2 separate regions of the Homo sapiens genome follow, and region 2 is linked to region 1. The links are chromatin contacts, found by Hi-C or POLR2A ChIA-PET in ENCODE. All regions are on one chromosome and are shown on one strand. The core of a region is the stretch at or near the end of the contact, and the rest is flanking DNA. Distances in the headings are between cores, read along the strand shown. Region 1 overlaps IGF1R (insulin like growth factor 1 receptor). Region 2 overlaps IGF1R (insulin like growth factor 1 receptor).

Region 1 (4,609 bases), core at 72-2,571:
AGATCACCCCCACACTGGGAGCAGCTGACCAGAGCAGAGGCCTTCCAGGGCAACCGAGACAAGTTCCTACCAACAACACAAAGCCAGATGCCCCTCTCCTGGCTGCCTTCTCCTCCAGGGTCCACAAGCCCCTCCCAAGAGTCCACCTGAAAATGCAAGCCTGTGTCATGATCGTCTTAGCAGTCTGGGGAACAGTGGCCTGCAGAAGACCAGCAGCAGACCACACAGTGCTTAACAGAAACATCTCAGCTCTTCACAAGTAGCTTAAGTTTAAAAAAAAAATGTTAAGATGAAATACTGCACATCACATGAGTGAAGTCTCACTACAAAGACAATGTGCCCCTCTTCCCCCCATCCAGCAGGTGATTTACACATTCTTTTTTTATTATTATTTTCCTTTCTCAAAGCTAGCCATAAAACTTAGTTACAAAATCTTTTTTTTTTTTTCTCAGACAGGATTTCATTATGTCGCCCAGGCTGAAGTGCAGTGGCACAACCACGGCTCACTGTAACCTCCATCTCCCCAGGCTCAGGCGGATCCTCCCATCTCAGCCTCCCAAAGTGCTGGGACTATAGGCACGTGCCTCCACAACCAGCTAATTATTTAAATTTTTTTATATGAACAAGGTCTCACCATGTTGCCCAGGCCAGTCTTGAGCTCCTGGACTCAAGCGATCCTCCTGCCTCAGCCTCCCCAAATGCTAGGATTACAGGTGTTAGCCACTGCGCCCAGCCTTCAATTTACACATTCTTAAACAGGTCCTCCACTTTGATCTAGCAGGTCAGCCACACCAACCTATAGAGGAAAACGAGGGAAGGAGAGCGCCTCTACTCCGCAAGACAACACTGCCCTTGTGAGCAGTGGCTGACAAACAAGGATATAAGAACGTGGCGGTGGAAAAATGTAGACTTTTTTTTTTTTACTACAACCTGCCTTCATTTTAAGTCAGTGAGATGCCATCAGTGAGATGGCAGTAAAATGTTTTCCTTTTGTCAATAAAAACAGCCATTTACTGCCTTCTCGAAGGCTCCAATCTGCTATTTTCCTGGTTTCTCATTTTGAGGGCAATAGGAAATGCAACAAACTCCAGGACTGCTGCTCCCAGTCAATGCCCTTTTAATTGAAATAAGGCTGCCCCACCAGCTAAGCCAGCTTCCAACACAGCCCGGCCCTGCCTTCCTGGATTTCCTGGCAAAGCCCAGGCCTTCTCACACGCACTCAGGGTGATCTGAGCAGACCACAGGCTGTTCATCCCAATGGGTTAAAAAGTACTTGGAGACTTAGTTGCAGTAAGGTCTTAGGTTTTGTTGGGGTTTTTTTTGTGGGAAAGTGAAGGCATCTGCACCTGAAATGAAATACCAGAAAGCCTCCACAGCAAGCAAACAACAGGCACTTAGGTAAATTCAGCAGGAAGTAAGAAAACCACAGGTACTCAGGAGGATTCACCTCCGTCCCTCCCAGGGCAGAACTGGCCTTCAGCAAAACTGCCTTACAAAGTCATGAATGGCTTCACGTGCCAAGCTTCAACCTTTCAGATGATTTCCATACTTCTCCATCATCTTTGGCCTGGAATCATCCCCACAATGGCAGGAAAGAAAAGAGCTACCCGCCATAGTGGTCCTCTCTGCCAACTAAGAGTTGCAGATGATTCTGGTCAGTACTCCTCAGTAGCAATGACAGCAACAATGACACAGTAAACATCTGCATTTCATAATCCTGGTACAACTGGCTCACCGAAGACTGCCAGGATACGCTACTCTCTGCTCAAGGGGAAAATGTATCTTCCGAACAATAAATCCTTCACTAAGCAGATGCAGTGCTTGCCCTTGGGGTGACAGCATACAGTGGAGGATACACCCAGAATTTACAGTGGGGCAAAAAGTGTCCCATCAGGTGCTGGGAGACAGGCCTCCCGAAATCTGCAGAGCCTTTACATCCTTGAGAGGAAAAGGCAAGGCTAGAGTTCGGCCAGGTGAGCCGTGCCGGCTGGTCAGCACGGGAGAGCACCACTGGGGCCAAGGACACAGCAGGCAGGCGGGAGGGAGTGGCACATGGAGTGTGGCATGTTGTCACGGGGTAGCTGTTGACCACTCAGGAGCTTCACACTGTACCACATGCCTATCCTATAGGGACTTGCTACAGGATTTCAGGTAGGGGAGCTCATCAGTCCAAAGTGCACACTAGATGGCCGGGCGCAGTGGCTCATGCCTGTAATCCCAGCACATTGGGAGGCCAAGACCGGTGGATCGCCTGAGGTCGGGAGTTCGAGACCAGCCTGGTTAACATGGTGAAACCCCGTCTCTACTAAAAATACAAAAATTAGCTGGGTGTGGTGGTGCGGGCCTGTAATCCCAGCTACTCAGGAGGCTGAGGCAGTAGAATCACTTGAACCTGGGAGCCCGGAGGTTGCAATGAGCCAAGATCGCACCACTGCACTCCAGCCTGGGTGACAGAGTAAGACTCTTTCTCCAAAAAAAAAAAAAGTGCATACTGAAAAGCTCCCCAGTGCTCGGTGGAGCCACAGGACACAATAGCAGGAGAGAGGCTATGTCACTGCTGTAAGGGGGAGGAGCAGAGGAACACAGCTGAAGCAGCATTTCCATTCCATTCGGGAGGGAAAGGGCCTGGTATCCAACTGGAGAAGGAAGTGTCCAAAGGACACCCACATTCCTGACATAAGAACCAGGGGAACAAAAGTGTGGCCCACTTAAGAGGGAATAGAAAAGAAAAAAAATAGGCAAAAGTGAGGAAACAGGGAAGACCATCAGAGGCTGTAGTGAAATGCTCGTGGTGGTCTGATATGAATGACAAGTCCTGGGTTCAAAAGGGTTCTGGGATGGATATGAATGACAGGTCCTGGACTCAAAAGGGTTCTGGGCTGGAGATACTTGGAAGTTTAGGTGGAGACAGGAGGCAATGCAGTTACCAGTGGATGAGATGAGAACAAGGAAAGTGAAAAGAGAGCCCAGGACAGAACTCCAGCCATGCTATGATCTGAATGTTTATGTCCCCTCAAAATTCTTATGTTGAAACCTAATCCCCAGTATGATGGCTCTGGGAGGTGATTAGGCCATGAGGGTGGAGCCCTCACAAATGGGATTAGTGCCCTTATAAAAAAGACGCCAGAAAAAAAATCCCTCGCCCCTTCCAACATGTGAAGACAGTGAAAAGGTGCTTCTGTGAACCAGAGTGTGGGCCCTCCCCAGACAGTTAATCTGGTAAGCACCTTGAACTTGGACTTCCAGCCTCCAGAACTGTGAGCAGTATTTCTGTTGTGTGTAAGCCACTCAGGGTATGGGATTTTGTTACAGCAGCCTGAATGGACTATGTCAGGAGACCACCGTTAAAAGCCAGACTGAGGGAAGGGAGACAGAGAAGCGGCACCTGTGGGGGTAGGAAGAGACTCATAAGAGGGTGGCGTTGGAAGACAAGGAAGAAGAATCAACCACACCACATGTCAGGGGGTGCCACACAACTATGTTCTTACTGAAAGGAAACCACTGTACACAGTTCTTTAAGGGTCAATCGCTCTTTAGGAATGACTCAAAAATGTATAAAATCCACTCCTAAATCCAAAAAGAACCGAGAAATACAGAAGTGTGCAGAGAACCCACAGAGGGATCACGTCCATAGAGGGAGTAGAGTCTACTACGCTGCCAGACACTGCAGAGTCACGGCACAGAAGGAGTTTAAAGGACAGTGCCAAGTGAAAACCGCGCAACAGCACGACAAAATCGAGTAGGCTCAACGATTTCACACACACCCTTGACGTGTTTCTCCAGATGTTCTCCGTAGTTCTACAGCCAGCCAACAGAAGATTACCTGAATGGGATTCTTCTGTGCTTAATGTTTTCGAATGGCCATCTTAATGCTTATGTTGAACTCAAGGTAGCCATTCTGCCTGGACTCAATGCCCTTCATGGAGCTCCCCAAATGATTCCTAAGGGTTCTGGCTGGAGAGGTACATGCGGGGCTATGAGCGCTGCAGTGACGACTCAGCCAAAAAGATGATGAGGGGAAGAACTCCTGGTGTTAAAAGAAATGCTCTAAAGCAGCTTACCAACACAGAATGCAAGCCACATCTGTAATTTTAAATTTTCAAGTAGCCACATTAAGAATTAAAAAGAGTCGGGCATGGTGGCTCACACCTGTAATCCTAACACTTTGGGAGGCTGAGGCGGGCGGATCATCTGAGGTCAGGAGTTTGAGACCAGCCTGGCCAACATGGTGGTGAAACCCCGTCTCCAGTTAAAATACAAAAATTAGACGGGCATGGTGGCACATGCTTGTAATTCCAGCTACTTGGGAGGCTGAGGCAAGAGAATCGCTTGAACCCAGGAGACGGAGGTTGCAGTGAGCCGAGATCGCGCCGCTGCACTCCAGCCTGGGTGATGAGAGCGAAACTCCGCCTCAAAAAAAAAAAAAAAGAATAAAAAGGAAACAGGCAGGTGAAATTTAAGAACACATTTTACTTAATCTAATATATCCAAAATGTTATATTTCAACATGTTATCAACATAGTAATTATTAATGAAATGGTGTACAGAGTTTTTGCTATACTATGTCTTGGAAATCTAGTGTATATTTTACACCTAAAGCAGTCCCAAT
Region 2 (4,517 bases), core at 16-2,515, 63 kb before region 1:
CCCACAGCTTAGTGTCAAGGATTGTGAGAACGAAGCAAAAGGCATCAAGCACTCTGAATTGTTCAAATAATGAAGATGATGCCCACAAAGACAGATAGAACATGCCTCAAAGCTTCTCAGTTTTCCTACGACTAAGATAACCAGTCACCATGTGGCATGACTCCGAGGACCACGTACAGGCTTTGCATCTTCTGTGAAGGCTTCAGTTGCCCTTGGGGATACATCGCCGTTCTGTCCACCAACACTCTCTCATGTTCTCAGGACATAATTACCTATTTCTGTTCTATCCTCACCCCCTAAAAGATTAGTCTAGAACCTGTTCTTATTAAGCTCTGCATTGTCATTGCTGAACACTCTGTCATGCAGTAGGTGCTCAATAAATATCTAACCCCCGTACACACATCAAAAACAAAAGAGCATCTATGGGTCTTTATACTGTAAGGTTTTACTTTCTTCTCCCCTACTTCCCTACTATTGGTCCCTCCATCTAGACCTTACGATCTGCAGTGGTCTACATTTGGGACCCTTACAGTAAACGTGTGCCACTTCTCTGAAAAGTCATGCAGCTGCTCCCAGCTCCGTCTCTGCATGACCAGGCAAGTGAGTGCAGACCTCATCTTACATCTGTGTGGTTCTCTTTTCTGCAGGCTGAAATGCTGCTCTCCCCATCAACTGTGAGGATGCACTTGCTGCCCTCTTGCCCACCAAGGTATGGGGCCTGGAGAGCTACGTTTGTGTCTGCTCTGACTTTGGACAGCCCCCACAGGGGTCATTCCCCGGCAGCTCATTCCATCACTGAGATGTGCTGAGATCCCAGAGCCGCCTGCACCCTTGAGGTTCCTCTTCGGTCATCATTCCTTGCTTGGACTTCTTTAGACGTCTAGAGACTTCCGAGGTCGGTGAGCAGACTGTGTCCTTAACCAGCATTTTGTTTCTCAGGGCCTCCCCGGGCCCCTCACCACCTCCCTCTCAGACTCCCAAACCCTGGAACTGAATTCAAGGCAACCTTCTTCCCTCTTTGAAAGGTTTAACAAACAGCGTCTCAACTTTAACCTTGGCAAGTACATTAACCAAGTTCCAGGTCACATGAATTAACGGATGGCCCACTTAAAACAAACCACACTGAGTAGCTACGAGGAATGTCTCCACTGCGGCAAGTGCAAAATCCAAGTGAAGGCCCTGATCAGCAAATTGAGCGTGCTTCAGGACACCCGCCCCTCCTGCCTGGCCCCCTGCCGCTGCAGCAACACATGTGAACTGACACGGTATCTGAGCACACCCCGGGAAACAGACCGCAGCCCTCCCTGGCGCCCAGTGATTACAGGCCAAGGCTGAAAGCAGCAACAAGAACCAAGAAACAAAGCCTTCTGTGAAACCAGAAACCACACAAGGTCACAAAAACAGCAAGAACTTGTAAATCCTGAAAACCCTTCAGTGAGGAATTTTCCTAAGCACCTGTGTCCAGCTCTGAAACAACAGTGGCTTGACACATACCTGAGACGATGAGAGCACAAATCCAGCCGCCCCTCCGGAAAGACCATTCAAGGTCACGGGCGTTTTAAGATGTGGTTCTCTTTTGGGCTTATCTGTGGAAAAACATCCAAGGCACAGACCAAACAGCTGCTTTGAAAACACACTCAAGACAGACCACATCCTTGCACACCGCTGTGGCCTCAGGTGAGAGGAGGTGGAGGTGAGGGCCGCCCAGCACCAATGTCTGGTAATGGCAGGTAGGGGAACTTCACATGCACCTATGTTATTTCAGAGCCTGGGCTCAACAGGGAGGTAGGGGGAAGGAGGGAAGAGGCTCTTAAAAATAATGCTGACAAAATCAAGTACCAAGAACACAAGTGTCCTGATAACTAGTAAGTTTCTTTTTTAAAGAAATAAAATCTGGCTGGGCGCAGTGGCTCACACCTGTAATCCCAGCACTTTGGGAGGCCAAGGCGCGTGGATCATCTGAGGTCAGGAGTTCAAGACCAGTCTGGCCAACATGGCAAAACCCCATCTCCACTACCAATACAAAAAATTAGCCCGGCATGGTGGCACATGCCCATAGACCCTGTTACTCAGAAGGCCGAGGCAGGAGAATTGCTGGAACCCGGGAGGCGGAGGTTGCAGTGACCTGAGATCACACCACTGCACTCCAGCCTGGGCGACAGAGTAAGACTCCATCTCAAAAAAAAAATAAAAAAATAAATAATAAAAAATAATTAAATTAAAATAAATAAATAAAAATTTCTCTTGCCCCTTCCACCCTCCCTTCGGGAGTTTAAGGAAAATCACCACAAAAGAGAAAACCAAAGTCAGTCAAAAGCTGCTTAAAGGATGTGCAATTACATGTGATTGAGAAAGTCTGTATGATTAAAGCCAGAAAGAAGGCTGCGTACTTGGCAAATACTAGGCACTGTATTTAGGCAAATATTCTTTCAACTATCAGTCTCTTCCTCCCACAACACACCTCCCTAATTTGCAAAGATTTGTTTAATAGACCAGTGGTTCTCAAAGTGTGGTCCCAGACCCCAAAAAGGATCACATGGGAACTTGACAGAAATGCAAATTCTCATCATCCAACCAGCCCGAGACCTGCTGAATCGGAAACCCTGGGGTGGGGCCCAGCCCTGTGAGCTTTAACAAGCAACCCAGGGGATTCTGACCTGGGAGACCCACTGTACTCTGCCTGGATCCTTCAGTGCGGACCAGGGACCCAGCACCAGCAGGGGCCACAGGCACAGAAGCCAGGTGTTGCTCTGATCCTTATAGCTGCAGAGGTGGCCAAAGACCCCTCCCCAGCTGCTTCCCCGACAAGTGGGGGCTTGGGACACATCCCAGGTGGCATAGCTGTGGTGGTGGCAGTGGTAGGAGGCCCAGGTTGAGACATGAGGGGAAGAACAGTGTCTAGGGCAACGGTCCCTGAACTTGTTTGCACAAGGTACTCACCCAGAAGCCTCGAAAACACGGATGCCCAGTCCCACCCCTGGAAATGGTGATTCAGTTGGTCTAGAGGTGGGGGTGGCAGCCTGGCTTTGGAATCGTCAAAGCTCCCCAGGTGATAATAATGTGCAAACAAGTTTAGATCTGCCTACAGTCTTGTGACTGTTAAAACAGAGATGGGGCAGGACACAAAAGGCACCTTCCATGTGGAGGTGGGGGGAACGAGGCAATGGTCCCGCTTGCTACAGCAGGGAGGACTTGGCCTGACCCAGCTGGGGGTCATCCATTTCTGAGTGCTCCAGGGGCCTGGAACCAGCAATGGCTTGATACACATGGACTCAGGTATTATAACCTATTTTCCCTCTAAGGACTCTGGGACTAAGGCAGGTTATTATTAACCTCCAAGTCAGACAACCTCCAGTGGAGCCAGGACTCAAACCTGGGACTGCCCAGCTGGAGAAGGAGTCTGGTTCCAGGTTCCTGAGCTACGTAACTAGTAAGTGAGACCCTACCTCCAGTTCCCTGATGTAATATCCAATAATGAGTCGAGTACTACTCATCTTCCTTTTAAATTTAATTGTGGGAAAATATCCATAACAAAATGTACCGTTTTAACCATTTTTAAGTAGAGTGCAGCAATGTTAAGTAAGTTCACACTGTTGTACAACATCACCGCCAGCCACCTCCAGAACTTTTTCCATCTTGCAAAAGTGAAACCATCACTCCACTCCCTTCCCCAAACCACCCCCCACCCCCCCACCACCGCAGCCATCATTCTGTTTTCTGTCTCTGAATGCGACTACTCCAGGGAACCTCATCTAAATGAAATCACATAGAGTATTTGTCCTTTTGTGACTGGCTGATTTCACCTGGCATAATGTCCTCAAGGTTCATTCACGCTGTTGCATGTGTCAGAATGTCCTTCCTTTTTAGGACTGAATAATATTCTATATTTCTTCTTAAAGAAACAATCCTCAACTTTAAAATCTAAACTCGATAGTCAAACCCTGCATTTTCCATGCCTAAAAGCATAGACACTGCAGTCCCTGTGCAATCAATGGTAAACACATCCTTCAGTCTTTTGTGGGGAAATTTGCAATATGTTCCCCATTTTTGATCTGTCTTGTGTTTTGGCCTCTAATTCAGACCAGAAGAATCTACTTTACAACTGAATCACAAGGGATCTGAGATGGGTGCTGTAGCCAACGTGACTTAACAGGCAGCATTTCTAAGCACAGGAGAGAGAGAACTTGATCTGATTTGAAGGGATTCAGGAAAGGCTCATAAAGCTTCAGTGAATGTCCCCCGCTTCTAAGATCCTCTTCTTTTTGTCACGGCATGATGTCTAAACCCACAGCATAGTTCTTCAGCTATTTCTGAATTGCTGAGATTAACCAAAAACCAATCCCAAAGAGATAAAAATAATTGATTCAAACTGAGTATACAATAAAGGGGATTTATTTCCTTAAAACTGGAAAAAATACAAAAATAGGGTAGGTTTCAGGCACAGTTTATTCTGGGCTACTACTGCGGTTGTCAGTGATTGTGCCAATCCTGTCTCTCACCCCACAATGGCTTTGTCC

The links. A loop is a pair of places that touch in the nucleus more often than their neighbours do. ChIA-PET counts read pairs that join two places held with the same protein, here RNA polymerase II (POLR2A). Pooled maps may share reads with other maps.
Region 2: a map of heart right ventricle shows a loop between it and region 1 (2.1-fold over the local background). The contact joins two enhancer-like sites. A Hi-C loop is called at or near these places in 13 of 168 maps with a recorded cell type or tissue (HepG2, PC-3, PC-9 and 8 more), 1 of 37 single-sample maps with no recorded cell type and 7 of 50 pooled maps. POLR2A ChIA-PET finds 5 or more read pairs at or near these places in 3 of 52 experiments (Caco-2, H1 and HEK293).

The regions. Positions count from the first base shown.
Region 1 is chr15:98,710,488-98,715,096 of GRCh38, reverse strand. All of the region lies in intron 2 of IGF1R (insulin like growth factor 1 receptor), which reads right to left. Among named protein-coding and RNA genes, the nearest start is that of IRAIN, 62 kb to the right of the region's middle. RefSeq lists enhancers at 1-586, 1,507-2,209. Within about 2 kb of position 1,321, at least 7 of the 41 ENCODE cell types and tissues checked have a DNase peak (open chromatin) inside an H3K27ac peak, as active enhancers do; they include ascending aorta, breast epithelium and mammary epithelial cell, where a contact is called at or near this core.
Region 2 is chr15:98,773,864-98,778,380 of GRCh38, reverse strand. All of the region lies in intron 2 of IGF1R (insulin like growth factor 1 receptor), which reads right to left. It overlaps LOC124903560 (a long non-coding RNA gene), which reads left to right. Exons shown (of 2, transcript XR_007064772.1): 1 at 1-3,430. Among named protein-coding and RNA genes, the nearest start is that of MIR4714, 8.3 kb to the left of the region's middle. RefSeq lists enhancers at 271-1,177, 1,178-2,085, 4,185-4,517. Within about 2 kb of position 1,265, at least 16 of the 41 ENCODE cell types and tissues checked have a DNase peak (open chromatin) inside an H3K27ac peak, as active enhancers do; they include ascending aorta, breast epithelium and mammary epithelial cell, where a contact is called at or near this core.